2 separate regions of the Homo sapiens genome follow, and region 1 is linked to region 2. A link is a loop called in an ENCODE intact Hi-C map of the cell type or tissue named here. Cell type or tissue: heart right ventricle. All regions are shown on one strand. Links, peaks and the distances in the headings refer to the core of each region. The heading gives the core; the rest is flanking DNA. Region 1 holds the start of LOC105378283 (a long non-coding RNA gene). Region 2 has its middle 24 kb from the start of ZNF22.

Region 1 (8,341 bases), core at 224-8,223, 200 kb after region 2:
GGATCAGGGAGGTTAAGTAGCTTCTCTAAGGTTACATAGTACTAAGTAGCAGAATTTGAACCCACATCTATCCAAATCCAAGTTCCCCTCATATGCTCCCTGTATTCCTCTGCCTCTTACGGTAGGAACTGAGCATTTCAAGAATCTGGCTGGACTATAAGAAAACTGTAGAACCTGTCTAATATCTGTCTCCAGCCTAAGAAGTTTTCCCCATCAGAAAGCTCTTGGTACCTAAACTCCTCAAAACAGCTTTCAAAGGTAATTTGCTGTCTCTAAGGAAGTGCTGCGTTAGAAGATACAACTCTCCCAAGAAGAAAGACAGGCATCTCATATGCTTAGTAGTACAATACCTTACTGTTATCTTCAAAGCTTAATTCTTACCTTTTGATAAATTAAAATAATGAACGGAAAGCTTGAGATGCAAGAACTATTCTCTGTACATGCCAGTTAATTGTTCCCTGTGTTTAATCTGGATACTAATATATAAAACTTCCTGGTAACAGCTAAAATGTTATCAGTAAAGAAATATGGAGGAAGGTGTGGTGGCTCAAGTCTGTAATGCCAGCACGTTGGAAGGCCAAGATGGGAGGACTCCTTGAGCCCAGGAGTTTGAGGCCTAGCCTGGGCAGCATAGCAAGACCCCATCTCTACAAAAAAATAAAACCATTAGCCAGGCGTGGTGGTGTGTACCTACAGTCCCAGCTACTCAGGAGGCTGAGGTGGGAGGATCACTTGAGCCTGGGAGGTTGAGGCCACAGTGAGCTGTGAATGCACCATTGCATTCCAGCCAGGGTGACAGAGCGAGACCCTGTTTTCAGGAAAAAAAAAAAATTACACTTATAATTAATGTAGCCAAGTGAAATATTTTAATACTTGTATATATTAAGCACTGTGTCACTGTGTGTGCACTGCTGAGAACTGAGCCCTAGTGGAGGCTCCGAAGAGCATCCTGGAACCCCGTAGGCTCCGAGGAGTCCCGAGGTCAGGGAGTTTGCAGAGAGCAGCCTTGGGTCAATGTTACAGAAGCCAGAGGAAGTGGACTCTTGACATCTCCAAATTCACTTCCACCCAGCTTCCCAAAAAGCACTATTATTCTTCATTAGCTTCTTCTTTAGGAAAATTTAAGAATGATCTTGCTTTTCAGTACCCAATACTGAAATTTACTTCAGGAAGCAAGTGGCTATCTTTTCTTCCCTAATAAAAGCAATGGCTTCAAAGAGATAATAGAGCTCAACCGAAATAGCTAAGCCATTCTCCCCATTTATAAATATCACATAAAGTCTCCTCTTCAAAAGCTGAAGGGTATAAAGCTCCTCTGCTGAAAGCAGCCTCTCTCTTCTACCCAGTGAGAACGAGTGCTGGAGGGAGGAAAGCCATGGGGGCCAAGGGTCCCGCTATGCCAGGCATCATCTTCCCTATCCCCTTCTCTTTCTCCTCTGTATCAACAGTGCTCCCAATAATGACCATGATCATGGCAGAGCTGGGCAGGGGCAGCAAGGGACACACCTAGATCTTCAGTTCCAGAGGCATCTGTTCTGTTGCTGACAGCGAGGACCCTTACGGAATGCAAGAGACCAACACACACCAAGGCTGAGAAGCTAACTAGTACACAACCTAAGTTTAATGGCACGTATTTTCATAAAGGCTATGAAACGCAAATCAACTACATTTCCTCCCTTTTCCTTCTGCCAAGACGTATTAATGGCATCAACTCCAATCTCTATCCCAGGCAGGTTTTCAAACCGGGAAAAGCATGGCTTCACAGTAAACCTGACTCTGCCATTCTTTCCATGTCTCAATGGCTTTCCATCACCTTTCAGGGTCTCCTGAACATCTCCCTTCTTCTCTCGTCACATCCTGGACGTGATCTCACACACTCATGGGCCTAATCCATCATTCTTTCATTTTTTTTCATTCCTCAAACTATTTTTGAGCATCTACTGTGCTCCAGGCACTATTATAAAAAAAAAAAATGCAAGCATGAACATTGCACTGCTTTTGTCTTCCCAATGTCCCAGTGGAGAAGGGAGACTTCTAGATTAAAAAAAAAAAAAATCATTACAATCCTACGTGACAGAAGTCACAAAACAAGGCACACGTCCAACTTCACAGGGCAGGGAGTGGCTATGTTAGCTTGGTGCAGACAGAGAAGATTTTACACAGGTGGTGATGTCTAAGCTGACTCTTAGAAGTAAAACGATTTCAGGTGAAAAAGACTGAGGGTGAGAGAAAACAGAATTCGTAAAAGCACCAAGATCTGAACAAGTAGGCTCCGGTCCAGAAAGGACAATAAATTCAGAATGGCTGAAATGCCAACTGCATGGAAGGGTAAGGTAGTGTTCAGATTCGGAAAGGCCTTGTGCATCACGCCTAGAAACCTGGAGCATTACAGTCGGTAACGGACAACCTGGAAAAGTGTGGAGAGGGTTTAAACCAAAGCCACGTCAGCCTGAAGGGCGTCCGGGTGCAGGGAGGGGATGGGGCAGGGCAGGGGACTGGGAAGGGTCCAGCCCCGGTCCGGCCACGCAGAGAGAAGCAACCCCAAGTGCGACGCCGCACACACTCACCGCAGAGGGCAGCCCCTAAGAGGGTGGGCGTGCAACCACAGGCTTCGGCAGGACGCACTCCGGCTGCGACAGATGCCCTCGTTCCCTGCTACACCTGCACTAAATAACTAACACGCCCTGTCTCGGCACACCGCGCAGCTGCCAGCTCCACGCCCGAACCTACCCATATTAAGAGAACAGCTCGCTAGGCGTGGCTCCAGGGCCAGGTTCCGCCCTTAAAAGAATATGGAAGAGGCTGGCCAATCACGTACGTTATTCGGCTTCGAGACCCCGCGCCACGCTGAGGTTAATTTATCGCCGTGGCGAACACTCCGCGGTTTGGAACTCTGATTGGGCCGAGCTTGGCGCGTGCGCGCGATGTTTGGCGCGTGTTCAGTTGATGGGTCGAAGCCCAGAGGGCTGTGGGGGAAAGCAGAGAAGTTTATGGCGCGACTGCGCAAGGGAGGGTAATGGCTGAGGGTGGGTGTTGCGAAAGCTGGAAGTAAATTGCCTTCGAATGTTTCGCTTCTGTAACTGCGGCTCCACTCGCCAGAAGTTGCTACCCTGAGTCCCACAATGTGCCTCTGAAGGACCTTGTGGGGCACGCAGCCTCTCGCCCTATGAAGAGCTTCTCCAGACAGGAATTCTGGCGTGGTCTACGTTTCTCCAGCGCCCCGCTGGAAATCTTTTTTGACAGGTTTCTAAGGCTGGCTTTTACCCCTGACCCTTTTGCCCTTAAGCAACAAGAACCACCCTCAGGGCTGGAAGCTACAAGTAAAACCCTACCATTTAAAGGTCATTTGAAAACACCACTAAAGCGATGTCTTTCCCGACTATGACTTTTACATCTGTGAAACATAACATTCTGGCTCCCAGGAACCTCCCGCTTTCTCTTCCAAAAGCAACCAAATTTTAAATTCTAGCAAAACTGCTGCCCTCTGCCTCCCTCTTTCCTGACCCAGTCTGTTACCCAGCAATATCCTGTGCTTCTCTCACCAAAAACCCTGTCCTGAGAGACAATTTCATACTATGGAATAAAGATTGGCACCAGGCACTTTTCTCCTATTGTCACCTAAATTGATGATAGACGGATACCACACATGCATTTATATATTGTAGATTGTAGCGGGGATCAAAGCTTTAAGGAGATGTAAAATAATGTAATTCTAGCCCTGAACCAATTGGATTAAAAAAGGATCTGCACTCTTAAATTCGAAAGCAGAAACTTATTGCTTAAAAAACATTCCAGATGAAAGGGTTATTCCTGCATTAGTCTTCTTTGATCTGGAACCGTTCCTTGGCTTTTATATTTATTGAAATGACGTTATTTAAGAGTACAGACCAGGTATTGTGTGGAATATCCTTTAAAGTGAGTTTGTCTGATGTTCCCTTTCAGGTTATGAATTTTTGGAGAAACACCACTAAGTGATGTGTCTTTTCCAGTGCATGTTATCAAGGTAGAGATAACATCGGTTTCTCCCAGTATTGATGATGTTCACTTGGTTAAGGTGGTGTCTGCGAGGTTTCTTCACCATAAAGTTACTATTTTTTCTTTATGATTAAAAATAATGCTGGGGGGAGGTGCTATTGGATTACGTCCCTTTTCTCATCTAATTTTTACCTAGTAGTTTTAGCATCCACTGATGATTTTCTAACTTCATAATTTCATCTGTATGTATTAGTTGGTAATCTCCTAATACATTTATTTCTTGAATCACTAACTCTTCTAAAGCAAAAGAACTTTCTTGAAAAAATTAGAATTGTTCTTGTTCCATCAGTTTCTAATAGTGAATCTTGACTGTGTAGGCTGAAGACAGTAGTACCTGTATTAATCGGCTAGTGCTGTCGTTACAATATACCACAGACCGGATGGCTTAAACGACAGAAATTTCTCACAGTTCTGGAAGTTCAAGATCAAGGTGCCAGCAGATTTGATTTATCCTGTGGACTCTCCCCTTGGCTTGTGGATGACTGTCTTCTCTTGGTGTCCTTCCAGGGTATTTTTCTCTGTGCAATCACACCCTTGGTGTCTCTTCCTGTTATAAGGACACCAGTCCTATTGGACAGCCCCACTCTTGTTTCTCTATAATAACACCCTGTTTTTGTTTCATAAATGTACTCTCTTCTCAAGTATCACTGAGGATAATAGTTTTTAAACCTCTCTTCTGTTCACTAAATTATGTTTCTTCAAGGCTCCATTCTTATGTGTGTTTATCTAGTCTTTCCCCTAGAAAAGAAAAATTCTTCCCCTCTCTGGTGGTTTATTCTTTGTTGTCCTTTTGAGTTCAAGTGTGAAGATCTGAAATGGTTTTTCTAGATAGCTGGAGTGGTTTCTTTCCTCTCGTTTGTGTGTATTGTTTTCCTCCTAGATCCTTGGGCTGATTGTTGAATTTCTTTAGAGGCAAGAACCCAGTGTTATGCCTGCAGGTCATCACCAGGCTACCTTTGCTGGTGGAGGGAAATGATGGATTGTCAGTGCCAGTTAAGGCAACTCCATGACTTTGGTTTTAGCTCCTCACACTGCACCTGCCAGCCCCACATCCAGATAACACCTGGAACAGAGAGTCCCAAACCTCCTGCATTTCTCTCTCAAAGTTATTTTGGGCTGCATGCCTCCATTCACTCCTGCTTCACAGGAATTTGTTTTCACTCCTGTTTGAGATAGTAAAAACCAAACTGTTTTTGCTACTCTTACACGCTCAACACTTCTGACACCAGAGATTCCCCCACACATGAAACAGTTCTCCAGCAGACACCAGCTAAGTGTCCTACAGTTTAACTTAATTCTGATACTACCTCAACTTACAGTCAAATCCCACAAGTTAAGGGTGCATTTCCACAAGACTGTCCCCTACTTTAGGTTGACTGTCACCTATACTTCTGACCACCTATAAATCAGTATTCCCACACCCCCTTCTCGGGTTTGATTAATTTGCTAGGGTGATGGTTAGCCTGTCCAGGGTCCTGATTGCTAGCAGTGAGACTTCATGGTGACACAACGTGGAATCAGGAAACATCCCTTGGCCACTAGATCTGGGAAGTTGACTCAATGTGTGTTTCACCAGATAAGAATATTAAGGTTTTTGCCTTGGGACTGGCTCAGGAAATCAAGCAAGATGGACCTGGGAAGTGTGCTTTGTGAAGTTGGGAGAAATCAGCTGATAGTCTTGTATGGCTGTCTGTTCTCTGCTTTATCCTCAGTGCACTTAGTATATGTCACATAGCTGATGCTCAATAAACATTTGGAAATGAGTGAATTAAATGTAAAGCAAAACCAGAGGATATATGATGGGTCTTACTAATGAGAGTAGAGTCGACTCTTTTCTCCTTCTTCCAGCTGAATTACTCAAAAACTGAATTGCTCAATAACTACTTCCCTTTGCTGTACATGAAAATGTCATGCTTCCAAGCCTGTCAATCCCCTAACCCACTAAAAAATCACTGTTTATTTCCTAGATGGTTAGCCTGGAAGATTTTGTAAAGCTTCATTTTGTCTCTTTTTTCTGTATTTTTAATTTTAAAATTACATAATAATATTGATTATGCTTTCCTCAATTTCATGTACACCCCTCCCAGATATTCCAATATGCCTCCTAGAAAAGCATGCCCTTCTGAGTGGAAATGATACCATTACTCTAATGATGCAATCCATGATCCAAGCATCATTTTTTTGACAGCTACATCATGTTAATCTTGCTTTCAGAAAAGTACTGTGTCATTTCATGTTATTATTAAACTTTCCCTGTATTCTGTACCTTTGCAATTCATTTATTAGATAAAAGAGGAAGATTTTATATCTATCACATTTCATCTGTTACTATTGGCCCATTTTTCTAGCTTATCAAGACCCTTTGGATTTGATGGTGTTACTCATTGCATTTGCTGTCCTTTCCAATAGAAATGTCATCCATAAAGTTGATATATCTATCCATAATACAAAAAGGGAGCAGGAATTTTTTTTGTTGTTTGTTTTCTTGAGATGGAGTCTCACTCTGTCACCCAGGCTGGAGTGCAGTGGCGTGGTGTTGGCTCACTGAAACCTCCACCTCCCTGAGTTCAAGCGATTCTCCTGCCTCAGCCTCCCAAGTAGCTGAATTTTTAAGGTGAGAGTATTTTCTTTATGTACCTCCATACTCTGTCCAGGAATAATTTCTCTGAAATTTGAGTATTAGAGTAAGATGAAGTAATATATTCCACAGCTTCTTTCATTCACTTGGTCTCATGTTCTTAATAACCCTTGATTTTGCATAATTAACATAAAGCAAATTTCCTTTGTAAAGGCTTCTGCTTTTCTAGAGGCAGTGAAAAACTTTATAAAAGCATTGGATGTTCTTATAAAAAGGAAGCTGATAACTACCTCACTAAGTTACATGTCTGGCAGCACTGGAGATAAGGATGTGCTATTGAACTTTCTACTTGTTGTTAAATGGCAAACTATATTGTTTATTTATAACTTAATATATTGTGTTAAGGAATAGGCAGTGGTGCTGCTTATGGAAACTTTGTACTCTTGAGAGTAAATATATAATATAGTTTGGATATTTATCCCCGCCCAAATCTCATGTTGAGTTGTAATACCCAATGTTGGAGGTGGGCCTGGTGGGAGGTGTTTAGATCATGAGGGTGGATCCCTCATGAATGGCTTGGGCCATCCCCTTGGTGATAAGTGAGCTCTCACTCTGAGTTCAAATGAGTTCTGGTTACTTAAAAGTGTTGGCACCTGCCCCCTACTCTCGCTGTCTTGCTCCTGCTTTCACCATGTGACATGCTCGTTTCCCCTTCACCTTCTTCCATGATTATAAGCTTCCCAAGGCCTCCCCAGAAGCCAAGCAGATATCAGCACCATGTTTCCTATAAAGCCTACAGAACTGTGAGCAGATTAAACCTCTTTTCCTTATAAATTACCCAGTCTCAGGTATTTATTTATAGCAATGCAAGAATGATCTAATACAGAAAATTGGTACCAGGAGTGGCGTTTTGTTATAAAGATACCTGAAAATGTGGAACTGACTTTGGAACAAAGTAATGGGTAGAGAAGTTGGAAGAGTTTGGAGGGCTCAGAAGACAGAAAGATGAGGGAAATTTGGAACTTCTTACAGACTGGTTAATAGTTGTGACTAAAAATCTGATAGTGATATGGATAATGAAGTCCAGGCTGCCAAGGTCTTGGATGGTAATGAGGAACTTAGTGGGAACTGGAGCAAAGGTGACACATATTATGCATTAGCAAAGAGCTTGGCTGCATTCTGTCCATGCCCTAGGGATCTGTGGAAGTTTGAACTAAAGAGTGGCAACCCGGGGTATCTGGTGGAAAAAATTTCTAAGCAGCGAAATGTTCAAGATTTGGCCTGGCTGCTTCTAAAAGCATATGCTCAGATGTGGGAGCAAAGAAATGACTTCAAGTTGGAACATATATTAAAAAGGAAAGTAGAGAGTAAAATTTTGGAAAATTTACAGCCATATGTAAATTTTGTGTACATGGAAAATTCTCTGCCATATGGCAGAGAAAGAAAAAGCTTTTTCAGGAGAGGGATTCAAGCAGACTGTGGAGCATCCTCTTGCTAGAGATAGTTGTATAACTAAAAGGGAGTCAAGTGCTAATATCCAAGATAACGGAGAAAAGGCCCCAAAGGCATTTCAGAAAACTTTGCTGAAACCCCTCCCATCACAGGCCCAGAGGCCTAGGAGGAAAGAATGATTTCATGGGCCAGGCCCAGGGCCCTGCTTCCCTGCACAGCCTCAAGACACTGCTCCCCACATCCTGGTCACTCCAGCTCCAGCTGTGTCTCAAAGGG
Region 2 (8,341 bases), core at 263-8,262:
GGGTGGGCCAGGAAGGATTTGCCAGTTCAGAGGAGATGAGGATGAGGAGGTAGAGAAGGCACCAATCATGGAGGGTGTGAATGACCAGCTAAGAAGTGTGACCAATGTTCCTGAAGTCATTCTGGTATTACCAGAGGGCTTTAAGTAGGGGCAATATAGAGTCAGATTTTTATTTTTATTTTTATTTTTATTTTACTTTATTTTATTTTAAATTTGAGATAGAGCCTCACTCTGTCACCCTGACTGGAGTGCAGGGGCACCATCTCGGTTCAATGCAACCTCTGCCTCCCCGGTTCAAGCAACTCTCCTGCCTCCACCTCCCAAGTAACTGGGGTTACAGGTGCCTGCCACCACGCCCAGCTCATTTTGTATTTTTAGTAGAGATGGGGTTTCACCCTGTGGGCCAGGCTGGTCTCAAACTCCAGACCTCAAGTGATCCACCCACCTTGGGCCTCCCAAAGTGCTGGGATTACAGACCTGAGCCACTGCGCCTGGCCAGATTTGCATTTTTAATGGATCTTTCTGGCAGCCATGTAGAAGAATGTCTCAAGTATATATGCTATTGCACGTTACACAGATTCTTTTCAGTTTCCTCTTCTCCATTTTCTGATGCTGAGGGTATGTTATTCCAAATAATACCACTTGACAATCATATATTCTTTTATTTCCTTTCTGAAATTCAAGGGAAATTGAGTGGCTTAGGCCTTTCCTTTCCAGAGCTGGCCTTTTAAACCTCCAGAGCTCCAAAGCCAAGGCAAAGTTTATGTAGTGGATTGAAAGACTTACTTATCTTCTATCAACATTTATTATTTTGATAATTAATTAATGCCTCACATGGTCCTAGAAAAAAATTATAGTAAGTTTCCAAAATGTGCAACAACAACACTCAGAATGGTCATGCTTCATAGTGGTTGTGATGGTTAATTGTACTTGTTGACTTGACTGGGTTAAATAATATGCACGTAGTGGATAAATCATTATTTCTGGATGTGTATGTGGGGAAGAGATTGGCATTTGCATCTGTAGACAGAATAAAGAAGATAAGCCCTCACCAATGTAGATGAGCATCATCCAATCCCTTGAGAGTTGGGATAAAACAAAAAGGCAGAGGAAAGGTGAATTCACTCTCCTCTGGAGCTGGGAAATCCATTTTCTCCTGCCCTTAGGCTCTGATACTATTGGTTCTTGAGCCTTCATATTTGGAGGCTGACACCAGCAGCCCCCTAGGTTCTCAGACCTTTGGAGTCAAATGGAATTATACCACCTGCTTTTCTGGTTCTTGAGCTTGCAAATGGCAGATCGTGGGACTTCTTGGCCTCCATAATCATGTGAACCAATTTCCATGATATAGGCTGGGCGTCTCCTTTTATAGGCTGGGCGTGGTGGCTCACTCCTGTAATCCCAGCACTTTGGGAGGCCAAGGCAGATGAATCACCTGAGGTCAGGAGTTTGAGACCAGCCTGATCAACATGGTGAAATCTCCATCTCTACTAAAAATACAAAAATTAGCCATTCATGGTGGCGCATGCCTGTAATCCTAGCTTCTAGGGTGGCTGAGGCAGGAGAATTGCTTGAACCCAGGGGGCAGAGGTTGCAGTGAGCTGAGATTACACCACTGCACTCCAGCCTGGGTGACAGAGGGAGACTCTGTCTCAAAAAATAAAATAAAATAAATCTCCTTTTATGCATCTATACATATCTGACTGATTCTGCTTCTCTGGAGAGCCCTGACTACTAGAGCAGTCTCTAAAAGAGCTTATTTCAACTGCCCACTGATATCTTCCTGAACACACAGGTGAGAATACAAACCCATGCTCTCACTAAAACCTCAGAATGATAGACAACCTATTAACAAATAAGCCTAGATTAAGGAATACAGTCCAGACTTTGTTACATGGAAGGCTCAGGCTTTGATTGATGAAACAAAGGTGACATAAAAACAGCAGAAAAACACTTAGGTCCTGTATTAGTTTTCTAGCCCTGCTATATAGCAAAGTAACACAAACTGGGTGGCTTTCAATAACAGAAATTTGTCTTCTTACAGTTCTGGGTGTTAGAAGTCTGAAATCAAAGTGTACACCGGGCCATGTACTCCTTGTGGGGTCTGGAGGAGAATAATCTGTTCCATGCCTTTCTCTTAGGTTTTGTTGCTGCTGGCTATCTTTAACATTCCTTGGCTTATAGACACATTGTTCCAATCTCTGCCTCCATCTTCGCAAAGCCTTCTCCCTGGTGTGTCTCAGTGTCTGTGCCTCTTCTCTTCTTATAACAATACCAGTTAGAATGGATTAAGGGCCCACTTATTCCAATAAGACCTCATTTTAACCGTAAGTACATTTTCAATGGTCCTATTTCCAAATAAGGTCACATTCTAAAATTCAGGAAGGACATGAATTTTGGGGAGACACTATCTAACCCAGTACAGGTTCTATCTCTTGGCCTGCTCCTGTGATTCAAGATCAGTGAGAAAACAAGGTACCACCAACTAAGTAGCTTAAAACAACATAGGTCTGTTGGTCAAAATTCTGGATGGGCTCAACAGAGTTTTCTGCTTAGGATCTCACAAGACCAAAATCAAGGTTTAGGCTGGGCTCTCATCAGGAGGCTCTGGGCAAGAAGGTGCTTCCAGGTCATCTAGGTTGCTGGCAAATAATACAGAGTAGTAAAAAGGAATTATCCTGGCATTAGAAAGGAAGAATATACTTGGCTTGGCTTGGATGCTACCAAAAACAGTGACTAAGCAAGAATATATATATAGGATAATTTATTTGGGAGAAAATCTCAGAGAATGGAAGGGAGGCCCCTGGGAAAGTGATAAAAGGAAGAAAGACTGAGAGCAACTGGAACTTAATTCCATCAGGACATTCAAAGGAGCCTATAGAGTGTCTCTCCCATTTGTCTATCCAAGGACCCACAGGGAGCAGCCTTTATCCATTGGCTCTGATAGGGCCGCTGCCCAGGACACTAAATCCCCCACATACTTCCAGATTGTGATGGTTCTTGTGTGCTGGAGAGAGGGCTGCAGTCTATGATGACAAAGACATCCAAAAATGAAAGTAAAGGATGTGCAAGGCATATTTGGAGCAAGACGCTTGTGGTGTGAGGTGAGTCAAAGCCCATGCTAAGTTGTTTGCCTCAGTCACTGCTGGAATCAGAAGCAAGACTGAGAGGATGGGAGTTTGGCACCAGACCTGGTATAATACTTCTGAAAACTATCTACTGAAATGCAGCAAAATGCTTCTCATCCTCACAAATATGAGAGAAGCCAAGTTCAGAAAGCAAAAAGACAAAATAAGAAAACAGTTGGATTAGGAAAGATTGCAAGAAATCTAAAATTGAAATCTAGGCAATTGAAATCCACACTGAAAGCAGCAGAGACCAACGCAGATATTTTAGACAACAAAATGATGTAAAAGAGAGATCAGGAGACACATCCAGAGTGTAGAGAAAAAGAACATAGAAATAAAAATGAGGCCGGGCACAGTGGCTCACACCTGTAATCCCAACATTTTGGGAGGCCGAGGAGGGTGGATCACTTGAGGTCAGGAGTTCCAGACCAGCCTGGCCAACATGATGAAACCCTGCCTCTACTAAAAATACAAAAAATTAGACAGGCGTGGTGGCATGCACTTGTAATCCCAGATACTTAGGAGGCTGATGCCAGGAGAATTGCTTGAACCCGGAAGTTGGAGGTTGCAGTGAGCTGAGTTGGCACTACTGCACTCCAGCCTGTGCAACAGAGCAAGACTCCATCTCAAAAAAAAAAAAAAAAGAAAAAAGAAAAAAAGAAAGAAAGAAAGAAAAGTGAGAATTACAATGGACAGAGTTCAGCTCTCGAGTCTCTGGCTAGCATGATGGGGAATGCACTTGGTGTATTGGAATCAAGAGGAAGGAGCATCCCAGCCTCTGATGACCAAGAGTTTTCTGAATTCAGAGGCTGTATTAGTTATGTGTTGCTGCATAACAAATAACTACAAACTTAGCAGTTTAGAACAACATACACTTATTATCTTATCGTTTCTATGAGTCAAGAGTTCAGGCATAGCTTCTTGGGGTCCTATGCTTCCTGGCTTCCCACCAGGCTGCAATCAAGATGTTGGCTGGCATTGTGGAAAACCGTGTGGAGGTTTCTCAAAAAACTAAAACTACCAAACAATCCAACAATCTCACTACTGAGTGTTTTCCAAAGGAAATGAAATCAGTATATCAAAGGCATACTTGCACCCCCATAACACTATTCACAATAACTAAGATATGGAATCAACATAAATGTCCATCAACAGATGAATGGATTAAAAAAATTTGGTGTGTATACACGATAGAATACTACTCAGCCATAAAAAATGAAATCCTGTGCTGGGCACGGTGGCTCATGCCTGTAAGCCCAGCACTCTGGGAAGCTGAGGTTAGAGGATTGCTTGAGAGTTCAAGACCAGCCTGGGCAACATAGTGAGACCCTGTCTCTAGGAAAAATACAAAAAAGCAACGGGGCATGGTGGCACATGCCTGTAATTCCAGCTACTCAAGGAGGCTGAGACAGGGCGATCACTTGAGCCCAGTAGTTCGAGGCTGCAGTGAGCTATGATCATGCCACCATACTCCAGCCTGGGTGACAGAGACCTTGTCTCAAAAAAAAATATGAAATAAAAACTTGTCATTCATGGCAACGTGGATGGAGCTGGAGGATGTTATGTTAAGCAAAATAAGTCAGGCACAGAAAGATAAATACTGAATGTTTTCATTCATATGTAGGAGCTAAATAAAAACCAAACTCATGGAAGTAGAGAGTAGCATTGTGGGTATTAGAGGCTGGAAAGGGTAGAAGGGAGGGGAGATAAGGAGAAGGCTAACTGATACAAAGTTACAGCTAAAGAGAAAGAACAAGTTCTAGTGTTCTGTAGCACTGTAGCATGAATATGGTTAATTATAATTTGTTGTGTATTTTCAGAAAACTAGAAGAGTGAATTTTGAATGTTCACAACAGAAAGAAATGATGTGTTTGAGGTAATGGATATACCAATTACCCTGATTTTGTAATTACACATTGTATACATACATCAAAATATTATTCTGCATTCTATAAATATGTATGGCTTCTATGTGTCAACTAAAAAGAAAAAGAAAACAATTGGGGAGAAAAAAGATGGTGGCTGGGGCTGCAATTTCATCTCAAGGCTTGACTGGGGAAGGATGTTCTTCCACAATTATGTGGTTATTGGCAGAATTCAGTTTCTTGTGTTCTATTGACTGAGGGACTTTATTTCCTTCTCGTGGTTGGCTAGAAGCTTCTCATAGTTCTTTACTATGTGGGCCTGCCTCCTCATATAGCAGCTCATAGGATAGCAATTTGTTTCACCAAAGCCAGCAAGAGACAGTCTGCTAGCAAGGTAGAAGTTACAATCGTATGTAACATAATCATAGAGGTGATATTCCATTATGCCTGCTATGTTCTATTGGTTAGAATTAACTTAGATCTCCCCCTCCATCAACACTCAAGGGAGGGAACCACACAGGATGTGAACATTAGGAGGCAGAGATGACTAGGGACCATCTTGAAGCCCACACAGCACAGGAGCAGAGGAAGGGTATTCCAGAGATTGCAGTTTGTACAAAGATATGAAAGTGTGAGATAGAATGTCACATTTAGGAACTTGCCAGGGGTTAGCATAGCTGGAGAATAGAACACAAAGTAGAGATTAGTAGAACTAGAAATACCATTTGACCCAGCCATCCCATTACTGGGTATATACCCAAAGGACTATAAATCATGCTGCTATAAAGACACATGCACTCGTATGTTTATTGTGGCACTATTCACAATAGCAAAGACTTGGAACCAACCCAAATGTCCAACAATGATAGACTGGATTAAGAAAATGTGACACATATACACCATGGAATACTATGCAGCCATAAAAAATGATGAGTTCATGTCCTTTGTAGGGACATGGATGAAATTGGAAATCATCATTCTCAGTAAACTATCGCAAGAACAAAAAACCAAACACCGCATATTCTCACTCATAGGTGGGAATTGAACAATGAGATCACATGGACACAGGAAGGGGAACATCACACTCTGGGGACTGTTGTGGGGTAGGGGGAGGGGGGAGGGATAGCATTGGGAGATATACCTAGTGCTAGATGACAAGTTAGTGGGTGCAGCGCACCAGCATGGCACATGTATACATATGTAACTAACCTGCACAATGTGCACATGTACCCTAAAACTTAAAGTATAATAATAAAAGAAAAAAAAGAAAAAAAAATCTGAACTAAGCAGGGACCACATCTTTGTGGGCTTTTTATGCCAAGCAAGGCTCTAGATTATGTTACTAGATCATGTGTTGGCTGGATTATATTGGTGGTCAGAACATTACATGGGCTGTTGGTTGCTAAATTCAGGACCACCACTAGTTTCATTGTTTTTGTATGAATAAGAAAGGAATCCTTTCCTCCAAGTTAACAGGACCCTGCTGCAGGACATATAACATGTAATGTGGAGGAGAAGTGAGGTTTCAGCCCCCTTCATCCTTCCACTGATGAGTGCACAAGTAGAGTGCAGAGCAACAACCTTGCAGGTGCCAATTGAAAGAGTGCAGCATTTTTTTTTTCAGAGAGAAATGATATGGGCCTGATTAATGAGGCCAGTGGTTGTGATGATAGAAGAGGGGAGCAACAAAAGTGATTTCTTTAAAAAAAAAAAAAAAAAGCAAGAATCACACAGACTCAGCAATGGCTAGGTATGAGGAATGAGAGAAGGGAAAGGCACTAGAATGATTTTTTTTACATCTCTGGCTTGGACAACCTATTGAAATGTGACATTGCTAATTAAGATAAAGCAATATGTTAGGAGAAGGATATTGGGGACAAAGGAGCTGTATCAGTGAAAGTCACAGCAGGAAACAGATGGTATGTTCCAATTAGGATTTTCTGTAGAGGATTTATTAAAGAAACTATCTCTTATAGAGAAAATTATTAAAGTTATGGGCAAGATGTGGGAAAATCACAAGAAACAGTGCAGCACCCTGGGGCTAGTAGCAGTGGGGCTGGAACCACCCTTAGGCTTAAAGAGGGGAGAAGAGGGGAAGGAATGATTGTCATAGTGGGAAGGATAATTGTATGGTGAGGGTGACCATTGAGAGGAGCTAGGGCACTTGATGGAGGCATCCAGCCTCCATTCCTCTGAAATGACACAGTAGGGAGGAAGCTGTTAGAATAAATACCCTGACTTCACTCTCCTTCCAACCTCCAATTTGTCAGGGTACCCCCAAATGGAAGAACAGAGAACAAAGAACTCCTATTGGTGTAGTCCTTCCAGGGAAGAACCCAGAGAATGATATATATGAATTAAGCAAAAAACTGCCAAAATATTTTATTATTTTTAAAATATCTGTAGTATTTGGAATGATGTCCCTTTTTTCATTCCTGTTATTTGTAATTTTTGTTTTTTTCTTTATCAGTCTTGCTATCATATCAATTCTAACATCAATTCTATTAACATATAAAAAAAGTCATTTTATTGAAATTGTTGTTTTCTATTTTCATTTTTTTTTTAATGTCATGGAATTCTGCTATTTTCTTTATGTTTTCATTAGCCTTTCAAAAGTTTGATTTACTTTCTTTTTCTAGCTTATTTAGAGGAAAGTTAAAAAATAACATTTCAGATATACTTTTTCCTCTAAGTATGCATTTAAGGCCAAAAATTTTCCTCTATGAACTATGCTTAGAGTATGTACTTTGAATAATTTTGATTATTTTGTATTGAGATTTACTTTGTACTCAAAATATGGCCAGTTTTGGTGAATGTTCCATGTACACTTGAAAGATTTTGTATTTTGATGTTGTTGGATTCTATGCACATCAATTGGGTCACATTTCTCAGTTAAGCTCTTCAGAATGTTTATCTTTACTATATATCCTTTTTAGATTATATTATTGGTTATTGAGAGGCGTATTATAGTCTCCTACTTTAATTGTGTTTTTTCTGTTTCTTCTTCTATTTTGTCAATTTTTGTTTTTTATATTTAGAAACTATATTATTTGGTGCATACACATTGAGAATTGTTATATCTTCCTGGTAAATTGATTCCTTCCTAATTATGAAATATTCCTTTTTCTCTAGTGACTTTTCCTGCCTTAAAGCCTACTTTGCCATTAATTTCTATATCAGTTTCCCTTTTTCACTGTTTTCTTAATACCTTTTCCCACAATTTTGCTTTTAAACTTTGTGTCCTTAACAAGTTGTTTACTTGTAATAGCATATAGGTGAATTAGTCTTCTACTTTTCTAATTCAGTTTGTCTATTTATTGACACAATTACATTATTTATATTTAACAT

The links. Peaks named below come from ENCODE experiments on the same cell type or tissue, not always from the same donor. Only the 100,000 strongest peaks of a DNase experiment are listed, where the experiment ranks them.
Region 1: a loop joins it to region 2, with 2.9 times the contacts of the local background. A loop is called at or near these places in 4 of 110 quality-filtered maps.

The regions. Positions count from the first base shown.
Region 1 is chr10:45,221,752-45,230,092 of GRCh38, forward strand. LOC105378283 (a long non-coding RNA gene) reads right to left here and starts at 2,759. Exons shown (of 6, transcript XR_001747443.2): 1 at 2,568-2,759. In heart right ventricle, for the core only: no CTCF peak of the experiment used is centred there; no DNase peak of the experiment used is centred there; H3K27me3 peaks cover 5,071 bases.
Region 2 is chr10:45,020,542-45,028,882 of GRCh38, forward strand. No RefSeq gene overlaps it. Among named protein-coding and RNA genes, the nearest start is that of ZNF22, 24 kb to the left of the region's middle. In heart right ventricle, for the core only: no CTCF peak of the experiment used is centred there; no DNase peak of the experiment used is centred there.